Linked DNA regions of Mus musculus: regions 1, 2, 3, 4, 6 and 7 are each linked to region 5. Evidence: chromatin loops called from intact Hi-C (ENCODE). Cell type or tissue: left cerebral cortex. All regions are shown on one strand. Region 1 overlaps Gm6999 (a long non-coding RNA gene). Region 2 has its middle 29 kb from the start of Olfm4. Region 3 overlaps Cnmd (chondromodulin). Region 4 has its middle 29 kb from the start of Gm31776. Region 5 holds the start of Pcdh8 (protocadherin 8). Region 6 overlaps Sugt1 (SGT1, suppressor of G2 allele of SKP1 (S. cerevisiae)). Region 7 overlaps Gm6999 (a long non-coding RNA gene).

Region 1 (4,000 bases), 140 kb before region 5:
TCCCATTCTCCAGGGAGGAGATCTGAATATTTGGAAGGATTTAGGGGAAAAGAGACTTGTAAAAGACATAATCAATGGGTGCTTTCCTGACCTCCAGAAGAGCAAAGAAAAGATGAAAAAGGTGACAGTGACATGGAAGAGATATTTAATCTGAGGCCTACCTCAATTCACCCTGTCAATGCTTTAGTTGATGAACCATAAGCATAGCAATATGAAGAACTGCCCCCACCGGGAGACCCCAATATGCCCAACTTCCTGGCAATCTGCACCCTCTTGGGCACCATCAGAATATTCTGAGGTCTTTGTGCCAACTAGCACCTGCTGTTTATTTACTTACGCATGCACCCCAGGTCTAACTATCTACATAATCCCATCTGAGGCACTTTGAAACCCTTCACTGAAAATCCAAATGACAGGTACGATTCTCTCTAACCACTGGTTTGGGGGGCAAAGATGGAGGATGACATGGTCCAGTATGAATTTGGATTTTCTATCTCTTCCCAGTTCCTGCATGCTGGCCTCTCTCTGGCTAAAGGAAGGTTTGAAGATTGATAGTGGAGCACATCAATGTGCTGTCCCAGTTGCCCGTTGCCATGGATAATTAGCCATTGGTTGTTTATTTACATAGGTTCCATTTGCCTAGGGACCAATAAGTTTATTTATTCCAATAAGCCCTATACACCTGCATAAACAGGAAGAGAAAATGCATGACTTTTTTACTGGAACAGACAGGACTCTTTTATTAATAAACATACATGTGACAGTAGTAGATTATAATCAATATTGGACTTGGTGTTTTAGAACTGTCTTCAATTTGCAAAATAATAAAACCTTATTAATTTGAAGCTCTAAGGACCAGAAAATCTCAACAGCTTAACTCACTTTAGAGCATCTCATATTTTTGCCCAATAAAGAGTGGGACATCAGGCAGCTGAGGAAAAGCAGTTGCATCCAATCAAGCATGATTTTGGATAACCAATATTGATTTAATGAGGTTTTAGTCTATATCAGCATTTCAGCCACACTGTTATAGCTGAACAACCTTCCAAGGTCAAGCCCAGAGGTTTACCCCTTACCTGAGGTGGAAAATAATGAAATCTATTTTCCCCTGGGGGGAGAAAAAAAACCTATAAATCACATTTTCCACACCTCATGTGACTGCCTTAAACAGCCCACCTCTGCAGCATATCTACCTGTCACTCCTTCAGCTGCCTCAAGGAGACTCCACCAGGCTCTAGGGAGGGGAGCAGCAGGAAGAAAATGACAACCTGGGCATCAGACTGACAGTCTGAACATGGGCTGTGCTGCAGAGAGACTTGGAGTTTAGGGAAAGACTCTCTCAATATTTCAGGGTGTTGCTTTTTTTTCCCCCTCAAGAAAAATGAGCCTGAACCATGAGAGTCAGTCAACCTAAAAATGGGAGCAGACTCAGAAGACAAAGATCCTGCTTACGGGAGTGTGGAGTGTGTTCTTTCTTTTCCTAGAGTCACAACCGCGCGCTACAACCCCACCATTTTGAATGTCTGTGTGTACCCCTCTCCTGCAGTTAATGCAGACATGTAACATGATGCCAATTGGTAGTCTTATCACACAGACTCTAAACCATCCACAGAACTCAGGGTCCTTATCAGAACAGAATTCACAGGTCTCCCTATGGAATGTAGGTTGTTGCTGAAACCTGATATGCAATTAAGTCTCTGTGCCCTAAGAAAAAAGAGGAGGATTTTGGGCTTCTGTCAAGCCTCCTCCACAATGGATTGAGACCTTGAAGAGACATATAGGGAATAAGCGTCTTGCCCAGGGAAAAGCAGACGAACAGAGTTAATGCTTTGTGATATTGTAGGATTTGCATGTTTGGGGATTTCAAGATGAAAAGCTTTCTTTGACAGATGTGCAATATCCAGTGGCCACTAGAGGGTGCCGCAGGGATGATGCCAAGAGACACCCTGTGTAGGTGATACTGGGAGCTGTTAAATTGGGTCTGGGCAAAATTGGCACATATGACGACCATGTGTGCATTTTTAATTGTCCTAAATAATCTACTTTTCTAGCACATCTTATACATATGGGAAGCATCATGGAAGACAGTCACTTCTGAACCTTGGGCCCTGGGATGACTCTGGCACACCATCAGTCATCCGTAGGTGATTTCTTTTCTTGATACGCCTTTGTTATTCCCTCTGACAAAGCCTTAATTCCCATTCAGCTCATTTCGATGCACCATCCTTGTATGCACTGAGCATCTACTATGGGCTTGGGATAGACCACACAGCGGGAGAAGGACACAGGTCCCAATCTCAAGGGAATTACCACCCAGTGCTCCTTCTGTACTCTTTCACTCAGTGGGGACAGAGAAGCAACATTTGGGAAGCTATTTGGGGAGCACCTTATTCATGCTAAGGGGTCTAGAATGAAAGATTTGAAGTCGAAAGTTTCAATCCAGCTTTGAGTTTCTAAATGATCTGAAAGCTTTAAAAAGTCTTTATTAGCAGTGCAATAAAAACGTCAAGATGATATTTTTACCTAACAGATCTCCAAGGTTGTTCTTAAAGACAGTACTTAGTCTTGGCAAAGGCTCACATGAAATTAACAATATTATCCCTTGCTGACAGGAAGGTAGTTTGGCAAAACTCACTGAGGCTTATTTGGCATACATATCAAACACACGGAAAATGATGTATCACCTTTGACCCAATAATGGTTCTAATCCAAGCTCAAAGTGATAGAAGCCCAATCTAATATGATGATGGGGAGATAAAGAAGACAGCCCCAAGACATGTCCGTTCCAGGCAGGTAGACATTTGTGCTACTGTCAATCGACATAGAAGCTATTACCAGCAACACTGGAGGGTGGGGAGGAGGAGAAAGAGTTGAATGTGGTCCTATGGGCTCTTGGCTGAGCAACTAGGTCTATGCAGATGCATTTAAATTAAAGCAATTAGAGAAGAAAGAGGAATAAATTGCAAGAGGGCAATTAAAGTTAACTGTTGGACATTAGGGAATATGGAACGCTGGGGAAAATGTCTGCAGGACACTAATGAAAAAGCCTAACTAGATATGAAGATGGCTGGAGATGGAATGTGGGGAACACTTGTGATGTTTCTTAAGGAAACTGAGTTTTCAAAGTGGAAGTCATGTTATAAAACCTAAGTGATGAAGGCAAGTAAGAAAGTTGGAATAGCAGGTAGGGCAGGTACTGGCTTGAAAGAGGCCAGAATCAAGGGAATGATTCATGTCTGTTCAGGTTTTGGGGCAGAAGTGATCAGAGCAGATCAAGCTAAATGAAAGTACCCAGTAGAAAAGGAGAAGGAGAAAGGGGAATAGAAGCAGGGGTAGGGTTGTCACTTTAAATACACACACAGACATACATAGACACAGACACAGAGAGACACACAGACACACACACAGAGACACACAGGGACACACACACATGTGCACATGCATGTATACATGGAGAAAGAGAAGGAGAGAGAGAGAGAGAGAGAGAGAGAGAGAGAGAGAGAGAGAGAGAGAGAGAGAGCATGCAGGTACATTTGAGCCCGAGATAAGTTGAGTAAATGCTCTACCAGAAGTATACCCTTCATGCAGGACTTGAGATACACCTACACTACTGCTTGTTTGCTGTCTATCTGAAATTCTAAGTTCACTAAATTAATGTCCTGTGTTTTTCAAGCAGCCTTGGGTATTGAGAGGACAGAGGGACAAGGGAAGAAGAAAGCAGGCAGAGAGGATGCAGAGTTACCTCTGCTGTGAGAAAGGGAGAGGAAACAAAGGAACAGGGAAGAGAAACCTAATGTGAAGAGCTCTGAGGCTGTTCCTTCTCCTGCCTTAAACATGGAGGCCACGTCATACAGAAAGCGGTTATGTCAAAGGTCAACCCGAGGATCTGGCAAAAGCAGGTAAACTTTTGCCATATCAATGAGCGGTGGACAGGACGGCAACCAGCTCTGGAAACCATCTACCTGTACCAGGTAGGACTAGAGAGACTGAGAGAGTCAGG
Region 2 (4,000 bases), 260 kb before region 5:
TGAAGTTTCTTTCCCTGCAGGCAGTGACAGTCCCGCAGACCTGAGGTCTGCTGCTGGCCAGGTCTACAGCCAAATAACAGCAGACACCACCAGGAAAGAGCTTCCAGGATACTTCTTAATTGGGTACACAGAACCCAGAGCCTACTAATGGCCATTTAAATACCAGTGCCATTAGCCATTTCACTGTTGAACAACTTACCAGATCAGATGTATAACTACCATGTTTACTGGTTTGTTTGCAGCTGGTTATACCTTCTCTGGCCTCATGCCCCATTCATTCAAATAGCTGTTTCTCCATCTGCTTAAATGAAGAAATGTGATGCAGCCAGGGATACATAGTCTCATGCATGCACAGAGTGCCTCGTACAGGATTGGCAAGGAAGACAATGTCAAGCTCAGGTGCCAGCAACAGGCTGATTTTTGTTGTTGTTGTTGTTGTTGTTGTTGTTGTTGTTACAAAACAACATTTAAGAAGAACAAATGTGTTCTTGCTACCAGAATGCTGTAGTTGCTTTTGCTGTTGGGAGAGGAAAAGCCCCTTGGATGTTTTATTCAACAAGACTAGACCACTGCTTACTAGAAATTTTCTTCCCGAATTAACTTCTCTGAGCATAGACTGCTGGAATTTCTCCTTCTCCTAGGCAGTTCTGCCTTCCTTTGCTGACCTCTCAGCTCTGGGTAGGGAACCTATCTCCTGAGTTTCAGTAAGGTTCTTTGTGAAAAGAAAGACTGAAAGGTACAGAGCTTCCACGACCCGCCTGGACTCTTCTTGTGGAGGTAGAGCTTGCTGAAAGCCTGGGTGCTCTCCAAATGTGATGCTACCTCAGGATTCTGGGAAAACCTCCCAAGAGCAGCAGCTTGTCAACCAATGATCCCATTGACCAGACAAGGGAAGAACCAAGACAATGGATTGGGATACTCCAAATTCTGGAAGATTCTGGATGATTTTAAATATAGAAAATATTGTTACCCAAAGGTAGAGGAGACTTGAAGTCTGGATACCTCCTAAGACAGGGTGGGTGACATAAGAATGACTCACTACCCAGAGAAGTTCATCTCTAGTGAAGTCTAACAGAGGGGCTGTAAAGTTGTAAAAGCTAGCTCCTCTTCCAAAGGTCACTGGGAGTCATCACTATTGAAAGAGACTCTCCTCGCTATGTTGGTATCAGACAAAGCTATCACTGGAGTGTGACGATTAAATATACAAAAACATATATTTATGTAATATATATTTAAGTCTATATTTATACACACATACACAGATGGCTTTGAGTTAAAATGTTTCAACTTCATGATGGTGCAAAAGCAATACAAATTCCTCAGAAATCATACTTCACATTTTGAATTTGGATCATTTCCCAGGCTAGCTATATTCAGCACAATACTCTCGAGGTGCTGGGCAATAACAGCCACATACAGCTAGCTCCAAGCCAGTCAGACAAACATGGGGGGGGGGGGCAGAGGACAGTATTCCATAGTGTACTATGTTGCTAAGCTCTAAGGTTGGGGAGGTTGGAGGTGTTCAATGCATTTTTTTTAACTTGATGTTTTAAAACCAACTGTAAGCCTATCTAAAACAAGCCCCAACACAAATTGAGAAGCATTTGTAGTCAGGCATGTCCAGAAGATAAATTACGGGTGCTGAGAAAAACATTCCCCTAAGACAAAATGGGAGCATCAGTAACAGCCAAAGTAGTGGCATTAACATCAATTCCCCGCCTCTCCTGTCATCTTCTCTTTATCACAAGGAAAGGGATCATTTCAAGAACACATAGGGGAAAAGGTGCAGCCACCAAAACTAAGTATGTATGACACAGCCACAGGATGCCTGTTAGCGTGTGTGCTATTTAAAAAGAAAGAAGGAAACTATTTCTGTGTGTTCTCTGGAGATCTTTTTCTGTGGATACTTTAGACTCAGTCAACAAAATCCACTTCCGTTAGATTTGGAAGGCAAAGATTTCTTCGGGAACAGGGTACGCAGTGAGCATCGCAGAGCTGACTGTCTGCAGCAGACGGACTCTCGGCTCCATTGTCTCTTACAAGTTTGGAGGGGTTCAGGGATGCCACCTAGTAGCAGATGCAGGTTCTTGGTTTCTGGATTGTAGGCACAATATGACCTTGAAGCCAAATGTTAAATGATAGTATGTGGTTGCTACGCCTCTAACCTTCCCTAGAACTTCTGGAGCAAGTCTTTGAATTATCTCCTTTCTTTGTAATACCTTCAGTGGTAAAGCAGACTGACTGGCTACTCCAAAGCCATTTTTCTTTCTGCTGTGTCCCCAGTACATTGTACATTTCCCACCCTGCTTTGCAGCTAGCTGTGGCCCCGTGCTAATGGATACAGATAGGAATGATATACATTGCTTTCAGATCAGAGCTGAGCCCACCTTTCACATAAGATGCTTCATATCACTTTCCTATCTAGCTGCTTTGTATAAATAGCCACAGTGACCTTAGAAGTTACATGGAATAAGCTTGAGTCCTAAAGTCACTGCTTAGAAGAGAATCATTTTGAATGAGAGAAAATAAGTCCTGGTGGCACCTGAAAACACACACACACACACACACACACACACACACAAGTGGGACATGAAGTAGAGAAGAAAAGGTTTGGGTCATGAGGAAGAAGTTAAAAGAAATACTAATAAGAATAAAATAGTGAAATTGGCACCACTGAACTGAGGGAGAAAAAGCATGCAGCTGTGCCAAGCCATTCGTTATGGTTTGAATGTAAAATGTTCCCTACAGGCTCGTGTGTTTGAATACTTGGTCCCCAGATACTGGCATTGTATCAGAAGGTTATGAAACCTTTGGCAAGTGGGGCATAGCGGAGAAAGTGGGTCACTATGGGGCAGGCCTTAGAGGTTCTCCTAGTTAGCTTCAGCTTTCAAATTGACACAGTCTAGAGTTATCTGAGGGAATACTAACTGGGGTATTACTTACATCAGATTGGCCTGTGGCATATCTGTGGGAGCATTTTCTTGATTGTTTATTGATGTAGGAAGGATCTGCCCACCATGGGCAACACCATCCCTAGTTAGTGAGCCCTGGCATATGTAAGAAGGCTGGGTGAGCATTAAAGTGAGAATGAGCCAGTAAGCAATGTTTCTTCATGAATTCTACCTCAAGCACCTGTCTTGCATGTCTGCTTAGGTTACCCTCAATGACTGTCTATCATCATAAGCTGAAATAAACTGAGTAAACTCAAGTTGGTTTTGGTCATAGTATGTTATCAAACAACAGAAACAGTAGTAGGGGAGGCTGGAACCCATTTTCTAAAGATTTCTCTCTGCTTCTTGGCCTAGTGAGATGCAAGATAATTATGGTCAGACACTAAGGCTATCACAGAGCCACCCCACCATGCCTTTCCTGTCATATTGGACTATATCATCTCAAACTGTGAACAAAATAACTTTTTCTCCCTTAAGCTGTCTTACCAGGTATTCAGACATAGCACCATTGAATTAATCAGGCTTGGTTAACAGAATCAGCAGAACTCCACTTAAAGAAGTTGTTTCTATCCTTAAAATAAAATGATAGCTGATAATAGTCACTCTAGTGAAAGTTAGAGTAAGTACCAATAATAGCTATATAAAAACATTATCGAAGGTTGGTGGCACATCACAATTGTAGAGGTTTTGCTGCCTAGCATGCTTAAGGCCACGAGTTTAATCTCCAGTCCTAAAAATGCATCAAGAGAATTATTGCCTACATTTCAAAAGCAATGCAGTTGGTTGACAGAAGCCAAGTAAAAGGAAATAAATTTAGTCTTTATACGGGACAATGGGCATGTTAATAAGCTTAAAAGCATTGAGCATTTCACAGTGCACCATGGACATGCAGTCAAAGTCATATGCCTAATGTTTGCTTATTATTTCCAAGAAAGTTAAAGTGGGAATTTTAAAAAGAAGGAAGGAAAGGAGAGGAGAGGAGAGGAGAGGAGAGGAGAGGAGAGGAGAGGAGAGGAGAGGAGAGGAGAGGAGAGGAGAGGAGAGGAGAG
Region 3 (4,000 bases), 110 kb after region 5:
TCTGTAATCCTTACCGTATGCTACCCCACACGTCACCTTGACTGATGAATTTCAAAAATCAGCCTTTAAGCAAAGATGCCAGTGTTTCAGCCAAATGCCTTTCCATCTATCTGTGGGTGGTTCTCAGTCCAGCTACAAATAGAATTAAACTTTAGAAAACTCAACTTCACAGTTGAGCTTTAATTGGTCCAGATATGGTCCCTAGTTGCTTCTGATGGGTAGCCGAGATCCAAGTCCTTGAGCTCTTTAAGTAGCTATCAAGCACTACTGAATATTTTACTTAGTATTTTAAAACAATCAGGCTAAGGAGATGGCTCCCTTGCTAAAGTACTCGCCATGCAAACTTCAGGTACTGAAGCCACATTGTAATCCTATTACGGGGGAGTACAAGACAGGCTTTCAGGGGCCAGCCAGTCTAGTTGAATTGGTCCATCTAGGTTCAGTGAGACACAGTGTCTCAAAAAAGTAAGGTGGTTAACAATGAAGGAAGAGAGCTGACATTAACCTCTGGCTTACATAGACACACACACACACACACACACACACACACACACACACACACACACACCAGAAATCATTGTACTAGCTGACTGGTATATGGATAGATTCCTCAAATGAAAGTATTCCTATTAATGCTATTTTTCTGTATCTATGAAAAAGATGGGATCATCCTCACATATTGTGGACCTAAAGATAAGCCCCAAATTGCTGAAAGGAAGAAGGTACCAAAGACTCTTGTTCTCCTCTAGATTTACAATGTTCATTACAGTATGAGTATCAATGGGAAACTACAAGATGGGTCAATGGAAATAGATGCTGTGAACAACTTGGAGACCTTTAAAATGGGAAGCGGAGCGGAAGAAGCAATTGAAGTCAACGATTTTAAAAATGTAAGTACACTTCACGCATTTGCAGAGTCTAACAGGTGAAGCCCTGGCTTTTCCAGTCCGAGGAGAAGCAGCCACGCACGCACGCACACACGCACGCACGCACGCACGCACACACGCACGCAGTGGTTACTGTTCTCAACAGCAGCTTCTCGGCCAGCAACCCACCTGCCTTGTGTAGCTTCTGCTCCTTGAGAAAGGGTCTTGCTTTGTCCTCCATCTTCTTGCAATGAAGAGGAAATACCGGCAAATATACAAAATAACAAAGCCCTTCGGGTGCGGTAGGCCCAGGTGTCAGGCAGGAAGGCACAGGAGGACATTACTTGAGCCCTGGAGTTTGAAGCAGACGGAGCAACATGCGATTCCCATCTCCAAGCCAAAACAAAAGTTTGGAAGTGAGTTTACTTCTAGAAAATATGTGGACTTAGAAGTCAAAAATAAAGCTTTATTGTTTCAAATGGGAAAATATAATGTCATTGCCAAGAACCGACGCTTCTTGACATTGCACAAAGTCTTTGAGAAGGGCCAGTGAGAACCAGGCGATACTCTATAACTTGACATGTAGAGTGCTCAAACAGTCTTCAACAGCAAGGGCAAAACTTTGGATTTCTAGAGAATAGAGACATTTTAATGACTGGGTGGTTTGTCAACAGTAGTTTCTACATCCATATTTTTCTAATTTCCATTTAATCCAGAAAATAAGCATGGGTGGATGCCTATCATAAGCCATGTTTTCTGGCATGGCCTATTACAAAAGAAACATTTGAGTCCCTTTTTGTTTTGAGCAAAATTTAATTGAGAGGCAGTTTGAGACACTGGGCTCTTGGTTGATGCTTCAGTGTGCATGTGCTGACTTGGCCTACACTTCCCATTGGCTGACAGGACGAAGCACTTGTGTTTGGGTTCTTCTGCTAAATCGGCAGACGATGTGGGCGAAGCTTCATAGCGAAGGAGGGCTCTTGGAAATAATGTCTCTTTGGATAGTTCATTGGTCTACAAACATCTCATCAACCCATCTTCCTCTGATTTATGAGAAAAACGAAAGAAGCTTTTCATTGATAGGAAAGCACTCTCCTCTCGTGGGAGCCAAAACACGCGTCACAAGTCCTTTTGAATTCCCAGCAGATGCTAGCATTAGTGATCTGAGATGCTGACTATCGATGCCAGTGAAGCCTGGCTGTGTTCACAAAGGGCCCTGACCTGGGGACAGGCTCTGAAGCCCTGAGTGTGCCCAGCTGCACTTTGTGTGGTCATCAGATTGCAAATGGTTCTGGTCTGTGCACAAGTGTAATTTCTCTGAACCTATTAAATGCTTTTACTGCAAAACCCAGGACAGGGAAAAACATTTCTTTTCTCTGTACTACTCAATATAAACTAATAAAATGTGGCTCCTGTGTACACATCCTTCAATCCAGAACAAAACTGAGTACCTGTGATGTGCCCACAATCTCAGAATATGCAAAGGGGGTTTTGAGGATGAATTACAAAAGGCCCCTCACTCTTGGGAGGTTGATGTGTCAAGAATATCCTCTGAAAATATTTTAATCCCAAACCTATATATCTGTTTTATAATCCTTTGCTTCTTTCTAATAATGGTATTGATTGTGTTTTGTCCTCATAGACGAACAGGGCCACAAATATTTCATAAGCTGATCAATTCTCTTTGATAGCTTCTACATTTCTCTAAGTCAGAACTGGTGAGTGGAACATTTCTTTGATGGATAGTACCTGCTATGGGTTTAAACAAGCCTGGCCTTTTGAAAAGACATGAATCAGACTCTGTGGTCATCTTCTATTACTTTTGCCTCTATTTTAAACCATCAGTCAAACGCAGGAAGTGTTGAGTGAGGCTCACTGTGTGGAGGGATGACGCTAAGCACAAGGGGTGGAAGGTGACCGACGTTTATCCTTCAAAGACCTTCTGGTCCGGTCTAGAAGGAAGACATGCACACAGAAATGGCTTGAGGTCAGCCCCTAAATGTGTCATGATAAGCTATGGGCAAAGTGTGCCCCACACAGAAAGGCATCGCTGCCAATTAGAGGCTTTGCACAGGCATGGCAGAGGTGAGGACGCGGTAATTGAATAATGGCCTGGAATGATTTGTGGTGCTGGGAACTGAACCAAGGGGCTTTCTTGTGTTAAGCTATCACCCTTCCACTCAGCTACAGTCCCAACCCTTTCGAGAAATCGTTTGAACTTTAACAGGGAGAGCTGGAAAGGATACTACAAGAGGATTCACAGTCCCCCTCTCAATGCGGTCAACTACATCAAGGACAGGGGCGGAGATTGATGGAGATGCAGGTGGGGGCTAGATCATGGAAGGTTCTACCTGTAAGTTGATACCTGGGACCCCAGTATTTTAACACAGTCCAACAGAGAACAGACACCGTAAGAGAGAGGAACCCTGAAAAACAAACAAACAACAACAACAACAACAACAGAAAAACAAGTGCCCCAAACTTTGTGCCCTGAGACAAACAAGCAAGCAAGGGTTGATTCACAGCTCGTGGTTTGTATTCTAAAAGATTATACCCTGACAAGCATCCATGTTGTTGGTGAAAGCCAAGTTCCTCAGACCTGAAACCGTATTTCAGGAACAGAAGTAGAAACCAACAACAGACAGCAGTGGTGAGCACATTTGGATATCATGGTTTTCAGAAAACAATTCTTTTAATATGTGGATATCTGAAATTTGTGATTTAAAAGCTAAAGGGGGAAAAAACCTACAGCATGAACCTACCTTGAAAGTAGGTAGGTTATTGATTTAAAAAAAATCAATATAACCCTCAACTATAATGTAAAGGAACAATAAAATGAGGGTAATTTATAATGAAATATGGATTTCATATGTGCATGCTCTGCCAGATGCATGAGCGGACATCAATAAAGCCAAGTGCATCTAGGTCAGTGCCTCGCACACCCACAGTGCAGGTGGTCACAAGTGTTCTTTGACAGTTAGGAGTTTTTCTCAAACAGTAGGCATCAGTACTGAGGCCTTGATGGGCATAGCTACGCATGTCTGCCAACCCGGAACTTGGGAAGCGGGAATAGACTTGTGAGTTTGAGACAAGTCTAAGATTCTGTCTCAAAAAAAAAAAAAAAAAACCTAATT
Region 4 (4,000 bases), 450 kb before region 5:
TGCCATATCCGGGGATCCATCCCATAATCAGCTTCCAAACACTGACACCATTGCATACACTAGCAAGATTTTGCTGAAAGGACCCAGATATAGCTGTCTCTTGTGAGACTATGCTGGGACCTAGTAAACACAGAAGTGGATGCTCACAGTCAGCTATTGGATGGACCACAGGGCCCCCAATGGAGGAGCTAGAGAAAGTACCCAAGGAGCTAAAGGGATCTGCAATCCTATAGGTGGAACAACAGTATGAACTAACCAGTACCCCCCAGAGCTCAGGTCTCTAGCTGCATATGAATCAGAAGATGGCCTAGTCGGCCATCAGTGGAAAGAGAGGCCCATTGGTCGTGCAAACTTTATATGCCTCAGTACAGGGGAATGCCAGGGCCAAGAAGTGGGAGTGGGTGGGTGGGGGAGGGAGCGTGTGGGGGAACTTCTGGGATAGCATTGGAAATGTAAATAAAATAAATACCTAATAAAAAATAAAAAAAAGAACTTGACTATCAAAAAAATGTGTTGGCAAGAGAGAAGACCTCAAAATAGCAGAGCCAGTGGATTAACTGGTAGTATTAGGCTATCTGTCTGCAGCAATCTTCAAACAGAGTTAAGTCGAGCAAAGCCATATACGTGTTTCTAGCAACTAAAATCTAGCCCTATGTGAAATTTATCTATCAGTCAATAGACATTGCTGGCTCAAGCTGCTCAACCTAGGCCATCTTGTCATAGCATTCTCAAATGACTTGGACACGCTCTGTATTTGGGGGACAACATATCTATTTTTTTTCCTGCCTGGAATATAAATATGATGATGACTTTGAGATCAGGGTGTTCAAAGACATGGGTTTGTACTTATTTACAGTCATCTGAAAGGTTGCTTTTTTTTTTTTTTTGGCTCCCTCTCTATTGGTATCCAAACTACTGTCACTCAATTTACTGTCTCCTTCTCCACTGTCCTTCACACTAAATCCATCTGGATTCAGATGTGTCCTGAAAGCGAAAAGAATTACTTTGTTATCCATAAAATATGTACAAAATGTCACGCGCATTGCTCAGCTGCAACGATAAATATTCAGAAATTACCTTAAACTTGAGGCAGATTTATCCTCTCTGTAAAGGGATGGGGAGTGGGAAGGAACTACGATTGAACTCAATTTATAAAGAGCAGAGCAGCAGTCACTAACATTTTACCCTCAGATAAGGAGACTGACAGAACAGGCTCTGCTTCCCTCATCAAGAGTGCATCATCAGGAGCTGACTCTAAAGGGGGTTTGTGTTAAAACTAGACCCAGAGGAGTTACCGTAGGCAAAGGAGCAGCAAAGGCAGACATCGACTCCCATCAACGTTACCCTTGGGCTTCCTGTCATCGTCTGAAGAGATCTCCCTCAACACCTACCTATTAGACATTTGAAGTCCCAAACGGCCAGGCACTGAATTGGTGTAAGGCCTCCTGGCATGAAAATTGATTAAATGTTTGTGACATCTAGTAGAGAGCTGAGTGTTCTCCCCAATGGTAGGTGGGACCCAGTCCGTCCAGAAGAAAGGGGCATAAAAGCTGTTCACTGTCCCCACACTAGAATATCATGTAATGTCACTTTTCCTAGAATTCTGACAAAATAAAAGAGGCCACGATTTCATAAGAGTTTGAATTGAGGCCCTCAGAATCAGCTCCTAAAATCTCTGAGACTTCAGGTACCTCTTGCTTGCTGTTGGTTTGGGCTGCACTCATTCCTTTGTGTAAAACACGTTACACTGAGATGGCCACTAGCAGAAAGCTTCGGCCATTAGCCAAAGCATCCAACCACTAATAAGGAATCCAGTTGCCTCTCTACTTCCAAACCTGTGCCCTATCACCCAGTTCTTCTTATTGCTTCTGCACAGCTGAGACCAACACAACTTTCCCACCAGGTGGCGCCTGATCCACTGGCATTTATAGCAGAATAGCAGTGTAGCAGCGCAGAATAAACAAAAGTTGACCTTGCTGGGGGATGGGAGAGGGAGCACAAGACCTTGCTGTGGCCAGCCTCAGCTTTCAGCTGCCAGAAGGTGACCTGGCCACAGAGGCTCAGAATCAAGTCTTGGGTGACTAGTGGGGCCAGAGAGATGTCGGAAGGGTTATTCTTTCACACTGACACCTTATGCTTTGTCATTTTGTCCAGTAGCATAGTCCGGAACCCCACAGCTCTCCTCCACCAATGTCAGATAATCCTCAGAGGCTCTCACTGGCCAATGGCACTGTGCTACCACTAGGTGACACTGGCTGGCTGCAGCTTGAATTGGTCTTGAGACTAGAGGGCACTGTTCTCGAGCCTGTTGATGCCCAGGTCTCTGTCCGAGGTGCTGACCAGCTCCAACAAGTTGGAAAATGCTCCACCCTTCAAGACAGCAAGGTAACTCAGACTTCCAGTGTCCTGGGCCTTTCTAACAAGGTCGATCACCTCTTCGGGGACACTTGGGGGATGTCGGAGAAAATGATAATCACTTCAAGAGCACTGACAAGCAGCATGTTCACGATGACCTTGTGGGTGTCAATCCAGGGCCCATGTCCAGGCTTGTAGATAGACTGGTGCTTGAAGATGGGGCTGCCAGAGCACAGGGAGAGCCAGAAAGTATGGCAGACTTCGAGCGGGATGTGTGCAACAAGGGTGATCACCTTTGTTCCTGGAATCCTCGTCAGAATTTATCATCACCCGGATCTAGCGGCAGCGATGACTCTGGTGCATGATCAGTCAATTCCACTTCAGTCAAGGTACCCTGATAAGGACTGGGCTGTGGTCATTGTCATCTAGCACAAACAATCAGGGGGCTGAGGTAGAAGAAGGAAGCTAGCAACCTCTGACCTGGACTGCCAACTCCAGGCTGTCGGCAGCCTGGCTAGGCAGTTCCAGCTCATGTAGCTGAACCAGATTGACAATGGGTGTGTCCTTGTGCCTCTACAGCTCCATGCAGAAGGGACTGTGATGCTTGGCTAGGCACATGTTCTGTGGCTCATTAGCACCCACACCCTCATCATAGGCACCTAGAAGGGTATGCTTGTGCCTACAGAGTTCTCTCCATCAGATTTTGAGCCCAGAGAATGTCAGTGGAAGGGTCGTTTACATTCCTTACCCCTCCTTGTATAAGAGCTCATTACATGGAAGGCCAGTGTACATTATGGGGCCTGACTGCACAGACACTCCAGGTTCAGGTCTGTGTCCCAGTCACCCACCCTCTGTCCTTTCATACCTAGAGCAGAGAGTTGAACTGCTTCACCAGGTGGGACTGACTGGATGTTCTGTGCTGAGATCAAGCTGAACATGGTCCTCTAGATCGCCAATGGCTGTGCCAGGATCTTCCTCCTCCTCCTCCCAGGAGAAAATCAACAATTTTGATGCAAAACTCAAAGCTCAAGTCACAGAACCAACACAAATACAAGTCTAACTCCTTGCAGTGGAAAAATTCAAAACTCAAACAAACAGCGCGCACACACACACAATTTTGCTCCAAAAAAAAAAAAAAAAAAAAAAAAAAAAATCCTAGATTCTGTGCTCAGACTTCTCGTCCTTTCAAAGCCCAGAAGACACTTGCCCTGCTAAGCACACTAAATGCTCTGCTGACATAATCACTTTCCTCACCCCAGTCTTTACCTCTGTAGAACTCCACTGAGTAGGTAGGAGGGAGTATAGAGGAAAAGTAGAAAAGTGGATACCTTCTTGGGCCAGTCCTCTGCATCTCTGGGTCTTTGAGTCACATAAAGACCTGGAGAAATGAACAATGCCCAAGGTTGTTGTACAGGAGTCATTAAAATCTCTTTATAAGTTTTCACATACCGGTACATCTGATTTGCTTTTGTAATGTGTGCATTTCGCGCATTGATCATAATACTATGGAATCCACGAGCTGTTTACTCTCTACTAAGGAACTCTCTTCCTTGGAGGCATAGCTACCCCTGGCTTTTACCACTTAAGATAAGTATATTACAATGTACAACTTCCCACCCCGTTATCGTCCATGTTGGAATGGCAT
Region 5 (4,000 bases):
AGTTATGGCACGGATTGAGGGTGAATAGAGAGGCATAATGGAGACATGTGGCGTTTGCTCATTATATTCAAGTTAGCCCAACTCTACTGTGGAAACTGTTCAACTTTCTCTCCCCCTCTAGCTTGTCATAGTGAAATAATACAGACATCGGGGCCTCCAATGGGATCGCCTGCCACGCCATTCTATTTCCACTACTAACGAGGGCTTCATAAGCCTTTGATACAGTCTGATCTTTGAAACCTTTCCAAATCTCCTCAAGCTTATGCTAAATCCTATTTGGAACTTTATTTTTCCTTGCCTGCTAGCACCTAGGGCTTAAGGAAGCCATTTGAACAGTGACATGCATACTAACGTGTATCGCAGGGCTCTTTTCTGAAAGGCAAGTGGCACCGGTGCTCACACGAGCAAAACACAATTGCGTACACAAATGTGAATAAAATCAGTTTTGCTCTACCCTTCACTCTTCTTCATCGACAGGTTATTCCCCACACCGGTGGGAAGCTGAGGGAGGAGGCGAACAGAGAGCCTCGCTCCCCAGAGCAAGTTTTGAAGCCTTTAAAATGCAAAATAAAGGGGCGGATGGGGGGTAGGATGTGAGACCCGGAGCTTCTGAAGAGAAACCCAGCTTGTTCGGGCTTAGTACCCGCAGCGGCGGGCAGAAGAGACCGGGTGCCTGGCACCCAATTTCCAAAAATCATCAGCTTCGTTTACTTCAGAGCCCAGTGCTAACTCATTGCAAGCAAGGTGCTAACAGAAAATGGGAGCAGGAGTTTTTAAAACAAAGGAAAGATTCCCTCATTTTCCTTCCCTGTTTTCTCCTCTAAGCCTTTCCACATTAAAGGGATTGTCGGTGGTTGGCGGAGGAGCGGCGCTGTGGCTAAGCGACCATTGGCTGGCCCCTTCCAGTGATTTGCATATCGGCAGCTATAAAGACGGAGGCGGCGCTCGCCAGCGCAGCTCCAGCCCAGGGAAAGGAGGCGGAGGCGCCGAGTGAGGGTGGGTCTGCGCGTCCTCCGAGCCAGCCCGAGCCGGAGCTGCAGCTTTTCCCGCACGGGGCTCGCAGAGCCTGGGACTCACGCTCCGATCTGCACGCCGGGGAAGACTCTTTAGGTTAGCCTTTCGGAATAGCAGTTGGGGATTGGCGATATGAGTCCTGCGAAGCGCTGGGGCAGCCCTTGCCTTTTCCCCTTGCAGCTATTTAGTCTCTGCTGGGTGCTCTCAGTGGCCCAGAGCAAGACAGTCCGATACAGCACGTTCGAAGAGGATGCCCCTGGCACAGTCATCGGAACCCTTGCAGAAGACCTGCACATGAAAGTGTCTGGAGACACAAGCTTCCGCCTGATGAAGCAATTCAACAGCTCTCTGCTCCGGGTACGCGAGGGCGACGGGCAGCTGACCGTCGGGGATGCGGGCCTGGACCGTGAGCGTCTGTGTGGCCCGTCCCCACAGTGCGTGCTGGCCTTCGATGTTGTCAGCTTCTCGCAGGAACAGTTCCGCCTGGTGCACGTGGAGGTGGAGGTGAGGGATGTAAACGACCACGCGCCCCGCTTTCCCCGAGCCCAGATCCCGGTGGAGGTCTCAGAGAGCGCTCCGGTAGGCACACGCATCCCCCTGGAGGTGCCCGTGGACGAGGACGTGGGTGCCAACGGGCTGCAGAGTGTACGCCTAGCCGAGCCTCACAGCCCCTTCCGCGTGGAGCTGCAGACGCGCGCGGACGGTGCCCAGTGTGCGGACCTGGTGCTGCTACAGGAGTTGGACCGCGAGAGCCAGGCCTCCTACAGCCTGGAGCTGGTGGCTCAGGATGGCGGGCGACCGCCGCGTTCCGCCACAGCAGCCCTCAGCGTGCGTGTGCTAGATGCCAATGACCACAGCCCGGCCTTCCCACAGGGTGCCGTGGCAGAGGTGGAATTGGCCGAGGACGCACCTGTGGGATCGCTGCTGCTCGACCTGGACGCTGCCGATCCCGACGAAGGTCCCAACGGCGACGTTGTGTTCACCTTCGGCGCCCGCACCCCTCCCGAAGCCCGCCACCTCTTCCGGCTCGACCCGCGCTCTGGCCGCCTCACCTTGGCTGGGCAGGTGGACTACGAGCGCCAGGACACCTACGAGCTGGACGTGCGGGCTCAAGACCGAGGTCCAGGGCCCCGGACAGCCACCTGCAAGGTTATCGTGCGCATCCGAGACGTCAACGACAACGCTCCTGAAATTTCTATCACTCCTCTGGCCGCCCCGGGGGCTCCAGCCACCTCGCCCTTCGCCGCCGCCGCCGCTGCCGCCGCACTCGGAGGAGCGGACGCGGCCTCGTCGACTGGGTCCGGGACACAGGAAGCCGGTATCACCTCGCTGGTGCCAGAGGGGGCGGCGCGCGAGAGTCTAGTGGCGCTGGTCAGCACCTCGGACAGGGACTCGGGCGCCAACGGGCAGGTGCGCTGCGCCCTCTACGGGCACGAGCACTTTAGGCTGCAGCCGGCCTATGCTGGCAGCTACCTGGTGGTGACCGCTGCATCTCTGGACCGGGAGCGCATCGCGGAGTACAACCTGACGCTGGTGGCCGAAGACCGTGGCACACCCCCTCTTCGCACCGTCAGGCCCTACACCGTGCGAGTGGGGGACGAGAACGACAACGCACCGATCTTCACCAAGCCAGTCTATGAGGTGTCGGTCCGCGAAAACAACCCTCCAGGCGCCTACCTGGCCACAGTGGCAGCCCGCGACCCTGACGTGGGTCGCAACGGTCAAGTCACCTACCGCCTGGTAGAGGCCGAAGTGGGCCGCTCTGGGGAAGCCGTGTCCACTTACGTCTCAGTAGACCCGGCTACCGGAGCCATCTACGCTCTCCGTAGTTTTGACTATGAGACTCTGCGCCAGCTTGACGTGCGTGTCCAGGCCAGCGACGGCGGTTCCCCTCAGCTTTCCAGCAATGCTCTGGTGCAAGTGCGGGTGCTGGACCAGAATGATCATTCTCCGATCCTTGTGCATCCGGCGCCGGCTAATGGCTCCCTAGAAGTAGCGGTCCCTGGACGTTCCACCAAGGACACAGCTGTGGCGCGCATCCAGGCCCGGGATGCTGACGAAGGAGCCAACGGGGAACTGGCCTTTGATCTGCTGCAGCAGGAGCCACGCGAGGCCTTCTCCATAGGCCGCCACACGGGGGAGATCATGCTTACTGGAGACCTCTCGCAGGAGCCTCCTGGCCGCGTGTTCAAGGCCCTGCTGGTCATATCCGACGGCGGCCGTCCCCCTCTCACCACCACTGCAACCGTCAGTTTCGTGGTAACAGCCGGGGGCGGGTCAGCTGTGCCTGCCAGCTCCGGGAGCCCAGAGCACTCCCGGCCACCCGGCTCTCGCCTCGCGCCGTCGGGGCCTTCGCTGCAGTGGGACACGCCGCTGATCGTCATCATCGTGTTAGCCGGGAGCTGCACGCTGCTGCTTGCAGCCATCATCGCCATCGCCACCACCTGCAACCGCCGCAAGAAGGAGGTGCGCAAAGGGGGGGCCCTCCGGGAAGAGCGGCCCGGGGCGGCGGGCGGCGGAGCCTCGGCCCCTGGCTCCCCGGATGAAACCGCCAGGGGAACTGGGCCCAGGCCCAACATGTTCGACGTGCTCACCTTCCCTGGCAGCGGCAAAGCGCCCTTTGGCAGCCCCGCGGCCGACGCGCCCCCGCCCGCGGTCGCCGCGGCCGAAGTGCCGGGCTCGGAGGGCGGCAGCGCCACTGGGGAAAGCGCCTGTCACTTCGAGGGGCAGCAGCGGCTCCGAGGCGCGCACGCCGAGGTGAGGCCTTCCTTCGGCTGGGCGCCCCCCTCCGTGCTCTGCGGACAGGCTGGGAGAAGGGAAACCGGAGGGGTAAGGGTGGGCTCTCACAGGGAGATGTTTAACCTGTCGCACTTGCTTTTTTGTGTCCTGTCCAACCCTCACACCTTCCCCCCTCCCCCATTCCCTGCTGCAGCCTTACGGTGCCTCTCCAGGCTTCGGGAAGGAGCCTGCTGCGCCCCCTGTTGCA
Region 6 (4,000 bases), 150 kb after region 5:
TACACAATGACCGTGAACTTCAGGAGGCCAGGGTACAAACCTGCTGTGAACTGTTTCGGTGTGGGCTCATCTCCTTGTCCCTCTAGCTTTTCCCATCTCACCGCCTCTGGCTTTTTCATTTTAATTTCAATCTGAAAGAAACAGCAAAAAAAAAAAAAAAAAAAAAAAACCCATTACTCAACCTAAGATACATAAAACAGCAAAAATGCAATTTTCATAACTAATCAAAGTTTTTAAGAATTAAGTGTCTTTGATAGTTTGCCTACATTATACAAAGTTAGATCTGAAGAATTATAAAAATTTTACTCTTATTAAAAAGATCCTTGTTTCACCTGAAGAGCACCATATACTAGCACTTACATTTATTGAAAGCCACTGTAACCTGGGCATTTGTGCACTTTGAACAAAGAGGCCTTTATCTCTTAGCACAAGCTGATCCAACTTGAAGTTCTACTTAATCCACTCACTAAGACAGTAGCATGCACACCATAAACCATGAAAGGCAACCTCGTAGAAGTTCAAAAGATGGGGAGAAGTATGAATTCCTTTTTATTCTTAATTTTCAATTCATACATGCTCTTAAAATTTAAATTTAAATTTAAGTCTTGAGGACTCTGGTAGATACTTCTAGAATTATCTGCCCAGTTTCAGAAATGTTTTCATTGTAACCATCAATAAGCAAACTTATTTGTGTTTAAGTGAAACTTCCTTAAGTGTTTGAGAAGATGGCTCAGTTGGTAAAGAGCTTGCCCCGCAGGCCTAAGGACCGGGTTCAGACCCTCAGTACCCATGTACAAAGCTGGGCACGGAAGCTTGCAACCCCAAAGCGAAGAAGATAGAGATGGGGTGGGTTGGGGTGCGAGCAAGGGGATCCCTCAGGTTTGCCGGCCAATCACTGAGCTCCAGGTTCAGGGAGAGACCAGGTCTCAAAAAGGGAAATGGGGAAGACACCAGATGTTGACCTGCCTTCACACACGTTCACTCACATGCGTATGCATGCATCCCCCAACACACAATTATCTTAAAACTTTGGTAATTTAAATATTACTCTCAAGTACACAGAAAATGCTTTTAAGAGATGATCATATATCAGAGAAGTAGCTATAAGCCATCTGTAAGAACCAGTTTTGTGCTGGCTCACCAGTTCTCAGTATTATAATACCACCAGCCCACCTCTGAGGACTCTGTGTGTAAGAGAATTCATTCATTTCTCTCAGAGGACAATTGCTCCAGCACTACTCCTAAGCAGCCATGGTATCCATTCCCTTCTCTGAGCAAGAGCCACAGACTGGTGGGAGAAGGGTTTCCTCAGGACCTGAGGCTCTCTGGCAGCTCTTCAGGATGAAACCTTCTGAGCATTCTAAGCAGTCAAATTCCTTGGCTGTTAGAGCAGTATCTCAGGAACCTGTGAGCGGACTCAGGAATCTACCCTTATTCAACCATGTGCAGGTCAGAGGGCAATTTACAGGAAGCTGGTTTTCCCTCACCTCTTCTAACTGCTTAATTCTAATATTTACTGCAGGTTGAGATTGAGTCAGGGCAACATTTCCTGTACAAGGCCAAGCTATCAACATATTCTTCCCTCCCACTGTATGTCTGATTGACCACCAAAATCCTATGTCATATGACTCTGCTTGAAGACTGCAAACAACATTCCAATGTACAACATACACACTGGAAAAGAGCTGGTTATTCAGTGGAACATATACTAAAATGCCAACGGTGACTATGGCATGAGTTCTGCTCAAAAGATCTGGATGTTTAAAGGGAAGCATGCTAAAATGTCATCTGTGGTAGCAGGGATTGCCTTCTCTGCTTTTTTTAGAGCCCATATAAAACTCTGAATTATGAGGGTAAGTAGCACTGTGTGCTTAGTGCTTTACATATGCCAGCGCACTTTACAGAACCATGGAAGATTATTGTCTACATTTTATTTATTTGCATGTATGAGTGTACCTGCATGTGTGTGAATTCGTGTACAAAGATATCAGATGTGACCCTCATTCATTCACCTTCTATCCTGAGATGGGGTCTCTCACTGAACGTAGAGTACAACATTTTAGCTAGTCTGACAAGCCACCTTGCTCTAAGGATCTCCTGTGCTTATCTCCTGGATGCTGAGAAGCACGAACAGCCACCACACCCACCTGATTTCATGCAGGTTCTAGAAATCTGGGTCCTCAGTGTAGCAAGCTCTTTACCCACTGAATCCCATCTTCCTAGCACTACTGCATATAACACTGCCTCCCTCTGCTGTTTGAAAAAGGAAATGATCAAAGATTTCACCATTTAGTTCCCTAAAGAAACATAATTACAAAAAAAAAAAATTTCAATTTGTTTTTGAAAAACACAGCAGTTTATGATTACATATGGAAGATATGTTGACCCGAGGGTCAGAACACTGGTCTCCTATCTGTAGGTCTCTCGACCCTGTATCCAGCTGTGCAGCTGAATCCAGGAACCACCAAAGCTTTGGCAACAGTAACACCACCACAAGCTAATTCTAAGCCAAATGTGTAAGGAGCCCTGGCATTTGGGCAGCCCTAGCCAATACCGCACTGAACAGCATCACGGCAGCCTTAGCCTGAACACACAGCATGCACTCTCTGCCCTGTGCGTGCTCTCTCAACACGCTACCATGCTGCAACATTAACTGAATGCTGCCTGAAACCCCTTGGCTGGGATTCAAAAACTGGTGTATGTTAATAAACTGCAGTCATTTTGCTGGACACACCTTTTGTGATCTTTAAAAAAAAAAGTCAAAACCAAAAGCGTGGCTTAATTACAGAAAACTAAGACTTTACTATATTCCTCCTGCCAAACCTTGGCATAGGAGTATCAAACTATTCTATCCTGGGATTTTATTGTGAAATTGCTAACATGAATTTCATAAACATGAATAAATCATTCAATGAATTCTGGCTTGGGATTAGGACAGAATTTCCAACAGTTTCTGAAATGGCCCTAGAAGTGCTTGTCATTTTCTACTATGTTTATGTGAACTGATGGTTACAAAAACAAAGGTCAAACAACACTTAAAAAATCTCCTTGATGCTCTATGCACCAAGTAACAACCAAGTTTAATTCTTTGTGCAAAAACCAAAGATCACCTATCTTAGCTTTTCTTTCATTTTTAGTAAATGGCAAGGTTCTACATATAACCGAATAATCATTTAAAAATAAATTCTTTAAAATTTCTTTAAAATTTATTATTACTGAACACTTGAGTTATATTATATATCTATATATTCCCAGGGCCACATAAAATGTTCTCAAGCAAAATGGTTATAAAAGCCCTGCTTTAGACACAACCTTAGAATCTTAAATTCCATTCAGAACAAAGAAAAACCTAAGAAGCATCGCTCTTGTATCCTGGGCCAGCACAAACAACTAACAGAGATCCCCCTGCCTGAGGGTTGGAACAGGTATGTGCCACGTTATTATTTACTACAGTGTAAACTTTGAGACCGTTTTCTTCCTTGAGCCTTTAATCCCAGGACTCAGGAATCAGAAGCAAGCTGATTTCTGGGAGTTTGAGACCAGCCTGTTCTATGGAGGTAGTTTGGGGACAGCAAGCTCTACACAGAGAAATCCTGTCTCAAAAATAAAACAAACAAAACCCAAAACATTCACTCTATCAATTCCAATTCAGGTTCCTCCACAAGCATCGCTGAGCACTGTGTATATAGGGGGAGAACTACCAAATCTAGCAGATAAAAATAGTATGAGTATATTTATGCCAAAGTTATTCAGTTGCCAGGTATGATGGCACACACCTTTAATCCCAGCACTTGGGAGGCAGAGGCAGGCGGATTTCTGAGTTCGAGGCCAGCCTGGTCTATAAAGTGAATTCCAGGACAGCCAGGACTACACAGAGAAACCCTGTCTCAAAAAAACAAAACAAAACAAAACAAAAAACAAAAACAAAACAAAAAAACCTAAAATAAAATAATAAATTCATAACCTGAAATACAAACTGCATTTATATGCCAAACATTAT
Region 7 (4,000 bases), 130 kb before region 5:
ATGTTCTGCTACAGAAATAAAGACAGTATCCACTTTGATCAAACCACAGTAAGTCAGGGCATAGTACTCAAATATACATTTGTGGGGAGTTCCTGACCCATCTCCATCACTGCTGGTCACCAGCACCTAGTAAATACTAAGCATGTATTATGCACTTGAATGAGGACAGGCCATTGAGATCTGCAGTCACTGGGTCTATGAGCAGTCTCTCTCAGGTTACTGGTTAGTCTAAAATCTCAGCACTAATAAATAGGTGGATCTATCCCTACTCATAAGAAGGCTTGAGACAATAAACATCAGTTGAGACAGACAGGATAATGGAATGCTATGCTGGACCTGCCTCTGTCTTTAGTGGGAGATCTTGAGGAAAAGATACAATCTGGTGTGACAGTTTAAGTGTGTCCCTGTGCAGGAAGAGATGGGTCTGGGGAGGAGGGAAATGTATATAATGGCCCAAGACTTCATGGCTTCTCTTGGCTGTGTCATTTATAGGACATCCACATTGTCATTAGCCTATATCTCTCTCAGTTGTCCCTGTAATGAAGCAGCAAGACTAAGATCCCCTTTAACAGCACTCCATCCAAGGCCTCAAAGAGTCAAATAATTAATTACGTCTTTTCTCATGAGTAGTTTCCTCATATGCAGGGGGATATTTCATGTTCTGAATTTGTCCTATATAAGGACAAGTAAGTCTGATTAACTTTTAAGAAATCAAGTGCTCCGAAGTCTTCTGTCATCCCACCTCAACTCAGGCAGTGTTGGCACCTGTCTTGAAGCACGTACTTCCTGGTTCCAGAAAATTTGTACATCCTAAGTCCTATGATACAGAGGCTGCTGTCCTGAGCCAAGCCAATCACAGTTCCTATCCTTTGCTCTCAGATAGTGTGATTTCTAGTCCTGAAAAAAAAATCAAATTATATATCTAACATCTGCAGCAAGTGACCCACAAGTTCCCCTAACCTTTCTAGTAAAAATTAGCACCAATCATGACCCAGAACTTAGCAGCCTGATACACAAGAGCTTTTACCCCTTTCAAAGGATTTTGTGGGAGTGACCTTTCAAGAATCAAGACAGAATTCCTGTGTGTCCCAATGAACTCTCTCCCAACCGCCACCTCTGCCTCCCGCCTCCCACTGACTGCAATTCCACAGTTTGTGACACCATATGGCAAAGGTTGAGGCCAGACATATAAAAGCCTTTCAGAGCACCAAAGAATGGTTAACAAATATGTGAATGTAAATTCTAACACATTGCAAAACTGTGGCAAACCAGGCTGAAAAGGAACTTTAGTGAAGGGAAGAAATCTGCTTTTCAGCTCCACCCAGCCATTCCAGTTCATTACAGGTATTGTGGGGAGAAAATAGAGCTTTGTGTCCTTGCTTGGCAATCTGTACCCTGCTCTCCTGCCAGACTTCCCATGGCTTTCTCATGATGATTTACAAAGTTTCATGGCTGCAAGTTGGGAAAGACTTCTGTCCAGTGTGTTCCTTCTGCATCTTGCATCCATCCACTGACATGTGCACACACAGAGAGACTCCCGTCCACAGGACCAACCTCAGCAAATTTTGTCCGAGTCTCACTCCGTAAGTCGATGTCACAATAGTTCTCTGAGATCACTGGGTTAATCTAGTAGTAAGAGAAACCCTTCCAGAGCTCAACGGCCTACACTAAGAACTGGAGCTATGGTGATTTGTAAACAGCGTCCTGCTGCCCTACCACCGGAAAAGAAACACCAAATCCCTACTGAGGAATCTGAATGGGAAAGAAACCTTTCTCCAAGCCATCAGCCATCATTCAAAGCAACTACACATACACATGCACACACTACAAAAGTCCTATTGAAATAACTTAGCCTTCAGACTTCCCCTTTAACACCCAGAGTAGAAAAACGCAAGGGGCTTGGGAGAACTCTAGGGGAAATGTACCTAGGGAGAGCTAGGCTCAAAGATAAAAATCAAGGAGTAGATGAACCGCTCTTTCCAAAGATCTTTCTCTCATAGTCATGGTAGAACGCAGAATGGAAATCCCTCAATAAAAACTAAAAATTGGGGTATGAAGTTGGTAAAGTGTTTGACTCTCAACCATAAGTCCAGGACACTGAACCCACATCAAGATAGACTAGTCATGGTGGTCTACATTTGTAATCCCAGAGCTAGGGATACAAAGGCAGTTGATCTCTGAAGTCTAGTCCACTCAGCAGTCTCTAAGCCAGTGAGACCCTGCGGAAGGATTCTTGAAGTTACCATTCCAAGTGTGTCTGTAAAGGAGTTTTTAGATTTGGTTCATTGAGGTCATACAAACTACCTCAAATCTGAGTGGTACTCCCCCATGTACTGAGCTCCTCAATTGCACATGCAAGCTTCACGCTTCCACCACCATGCCTTTCCCACGATGGTAGACTCTACCCCCAAACTATGAGCAAACCCAAACCACTCCTTAAGTTGCTTCTTACCAGATATTTAGTTACAACAGTAAGAAAAGTGACTACTACAGTCAGTTAAATATTTTATAAGAGAAAAGGAAGGAGAAAACCAAATCTCTCCTTTACCCAGGCATCTTCCATACCCTTCCTTCTATCTCCATCTTCACTGTGTGACTCGGATGATGCAACATTAGCGCCACCTCTAACCTCTATGGGCCTCAGATACATTAGAAAGAGGGTCATTCTCCAGCTGCTATCTGTACAATCTTGCCCTAGACTGGGATACTTGATGTAACAATCATTCCATTCATTCCAATGATAGGCAAGCCAGTTTCTTTGATGTATCAACCACAGGACTCCTTGTTCCTCAATAAAAGATTCTCCTCAATGCTAAATCCACTTCTCACTACCACCTAACAACTGAGTCTAACTAATCCATGACATATGGAGATGCTGAAATGGACACTGAAGAACATCCAAATGTTCTCTTCACTAGCTCCTTGGGCTAACATGAAGTCACCAGGAAGCCTGTAGTTCTTACTTGATTCTCTCAAATGTCATAGAAAGGCATTTCAGCTTTTGGGTTTTTCCACCCCCAAAAATAGCAACCACCAAAATCTATTTCTCTTTTGGAAATGGCACTTTGTTCCTGCCATTTTTTTTTCCTCTGTGCATGCACATCCCAATAGGTACCAGGGATGACTTTTCATGTCCTCACTGGTTGCTATGCAATGGAATATTGACTAGCAAAACAAAACCTCGGACTATGGTAAGGTCATGGATAAGCACTTACTAACGGTGTCATTTATAGCAGTCCCCTGAGTACTTGGCTGTTCTTGATTGAACATGCTCCATTTTCCACCACTCAGGGATGTTCTTAGGGGTTCTCTCAAGAAGATGAGGTGAATGGGATAACTTATAAAGTCAAACTCCACTCCAAAGCTTGTCTTTCAATGGTTCCAAAGTCCTTCAAAATATCATGTAAATATCACGTTGCTGCCAACACAAGACATGAAGAAAAGCATATTTGTCATTTCCATTGTCAAAAACTAAAACAGGTATAGGTATCTACTTGGAAGAGAACTCTGAGCCAGTGTAGGAAGAGGTCCGAATAAGCTGATTTGATGACTAGGGGGTGACAAGGGGTGGTTGTCCCTCAATTCTGTTTCCCATCAGCCACTGGACCTTGAGTTCCAGACAAACACCAACAACTGCTGAAAGATATTTTGCTTTCTTGCTATTTCTTACAGACAAAAGAAGGGAGTTAAGATAATAGAAGCTGATTGAGGTAGATTCCTTTCTGGGGAGAGCCCTCTAGTTCTCTTACTTTATCTAGAAGTGAAAAGTATGGAGGTGGAGTGGGGAGAGAGCCAAGAGTCTGGAGTCAGACTCTTCTACCCTGGAACCTTTGAAATGAGTGTCCTGAAGACCTACATCAGAGACGCTGTACTCAGCATAGAAATTTCCAACATTCTGGCATTTACAAACCTCCCATACTATCAGAATAATAATCCCAGGTTGCCATCTACAAAATACGATTAAAGATGTGCGTGGTACCTGTGGGGTTAGAGAAGGCGA

The links. Hi-C counts contacts between places; a loop is a spot of excess contacts. Peaks named below come from ENCODE experiments on the same cell type or tissue, not always from the same donor. Only the 100,000 strongest peaks of a DNase experiment are listed, where the experiment ranks them.
Region 1: it touches region 5 in a loop (2.6-fold over the local background); 13 of 42 quality-filtered maps call a loop at or near these places.
Region 2: it touches region 5 in a loop (2.8-fold over the local background); 5 of 42 quality-filtered maps call a loop at or near these places.
Region 3: it touches region 5 in a loop (2.0-fold over the local background); 2 of 42 quality-filtered maps call a loop at or near these places.
Region 4: a loop joins it to region 5, with 8 times the contacts of the local background. A loop is called at or near these places in 19 of 42 quality-filtered maps.
Region 6: a loop joins it to region 5, with 6 times the contacts of the local background. A loop is called at or near these places in 5 of 42 quality-filtered maps.
Region 7: it touches region 5 in a loop (2.5-fold over the local background); 13 of 42 quality-filtered maps call a loop at or near these places.

What each region holds. Positions count from the first base shown.
Region 1 is chr14:79,910,740-79,914,739 of GRCm38, reverse strand. The region is part of intron 1 of Gm6999 (a long non-coding RNA gene); the gene reads right to left. Among named protein-coding and RNA genes, the nearest start is that of Gm6999, 22 kb to the right of the region's middle. In left cerebral cortex, a CTCF peak has its summit at 1,913 (motif pointing right); a DNase peak (open chromatin) is centred at 1,900.
Region 2 is chr14:80,026,868-80,030,867 of GRCm38, reverse strand. No RefSeq gene overlaps it. Among named protein-coding and RNA genes, the nearest start is that of Olfm4, 29 kb to the right of the region's middle. In left cerebral cortex, no CTCF peak of the experiment used is centred here; DNase peaks (open chromatin) are centred at 844, 1,251, 1,856 and 2,884; H3K27ac peaks cover 1,573 bases.
Region 3 is chr14:79,653,479-79,657,478 of GRCm38, reverse strand. Cnmd (chondromodulin) reads left to right here. Exons shown (of 7, transcript NM_010701.3): 3 at 750-890. Among named protein-coding and RNA genes, the nearest start is that of Cnmd, 6.7 kb to the left of the region's middle. In left cerebral cortex, no CTCF peak of the experiment used is centred here; DNase peaks (open chromatin) are centred at 140 and 1,999.
Region 4 is chr14:80,214,361-80,218,360 of GRCm38, reverse strand. It overlaps the pseudogene Gm17923. Among named protein-coding and RNA genes, the nearest start is that of Gm31776, 29 kb to the left of the region's middle. In left cerebral cortex, CTCF peaks have their summits at 1,912 (motif pointing right) and 2,211 (motif pointing right); DNase peaks (open chromatin) are centred at 1,914 and 2,244.
Region 5 is chr14:79,768,268-79,772,267 of GRCm38, reverse strand. It overlaps Pcdh8 (protocadherin 8), which reads left to right and starts at 956. Exons shown (of 3, transcript NM_021543.4): 1 at 956-3,771; 2 at 3,947-4,000. The coding sequence starts at 1,147. It overlaps Gm9748 (predicted gene 9748), which reads right to left and starts at 2,360. Exons shown (of 2, transcript NR_154550.1): 1 at 2,067-2,360. In left cerebral cortex, CTCF peaks have their summits at 910, 2,427 (motif pointing left) and 3,121; DNase peaks (open chromatin) are centred at 1,447, 1,701, 2,425, 3,135 and 2 more places; H3K4me3 peaks cover 3,781 bases; H3K27ac peaks cover 2,027 bases.
Region 6 is chr14:79,615,840-79,619,839 of GRCm38, reverse strand. Sugt1 (SGT1, suppressor of G2 allele of SKP1 (S. cerevisiae)) reads right to left here. Exons shown (of 13, transcript NM_026474.6): 11 at 41-131. Among named protein-coding and RNA genes, the nearest start is that of Sugt1, 30 kb to the right of the region's middle. In left cerebral cortex, a CTCF peak has its summit at 2,256 (motif pointing left); a DNase peak (open chromatin) is centred at 2,230; H3K27ac peaks cover 247 bases.
Region 7 is chr14:79,903,012-79,907,011 of GRCm38, reverse strand. The region is part of intron 1 of Gm6999 (a long non-coding RNA gene); the gene reads right to left. Among named protein-coding and RNA genes, the nearest start is that of Gm6999, 14 kb to the right of the region's middle. In left cerebral cortex, no CTCF peak of the experiment used is centred here; no DNase peak of the experiment used is centred here.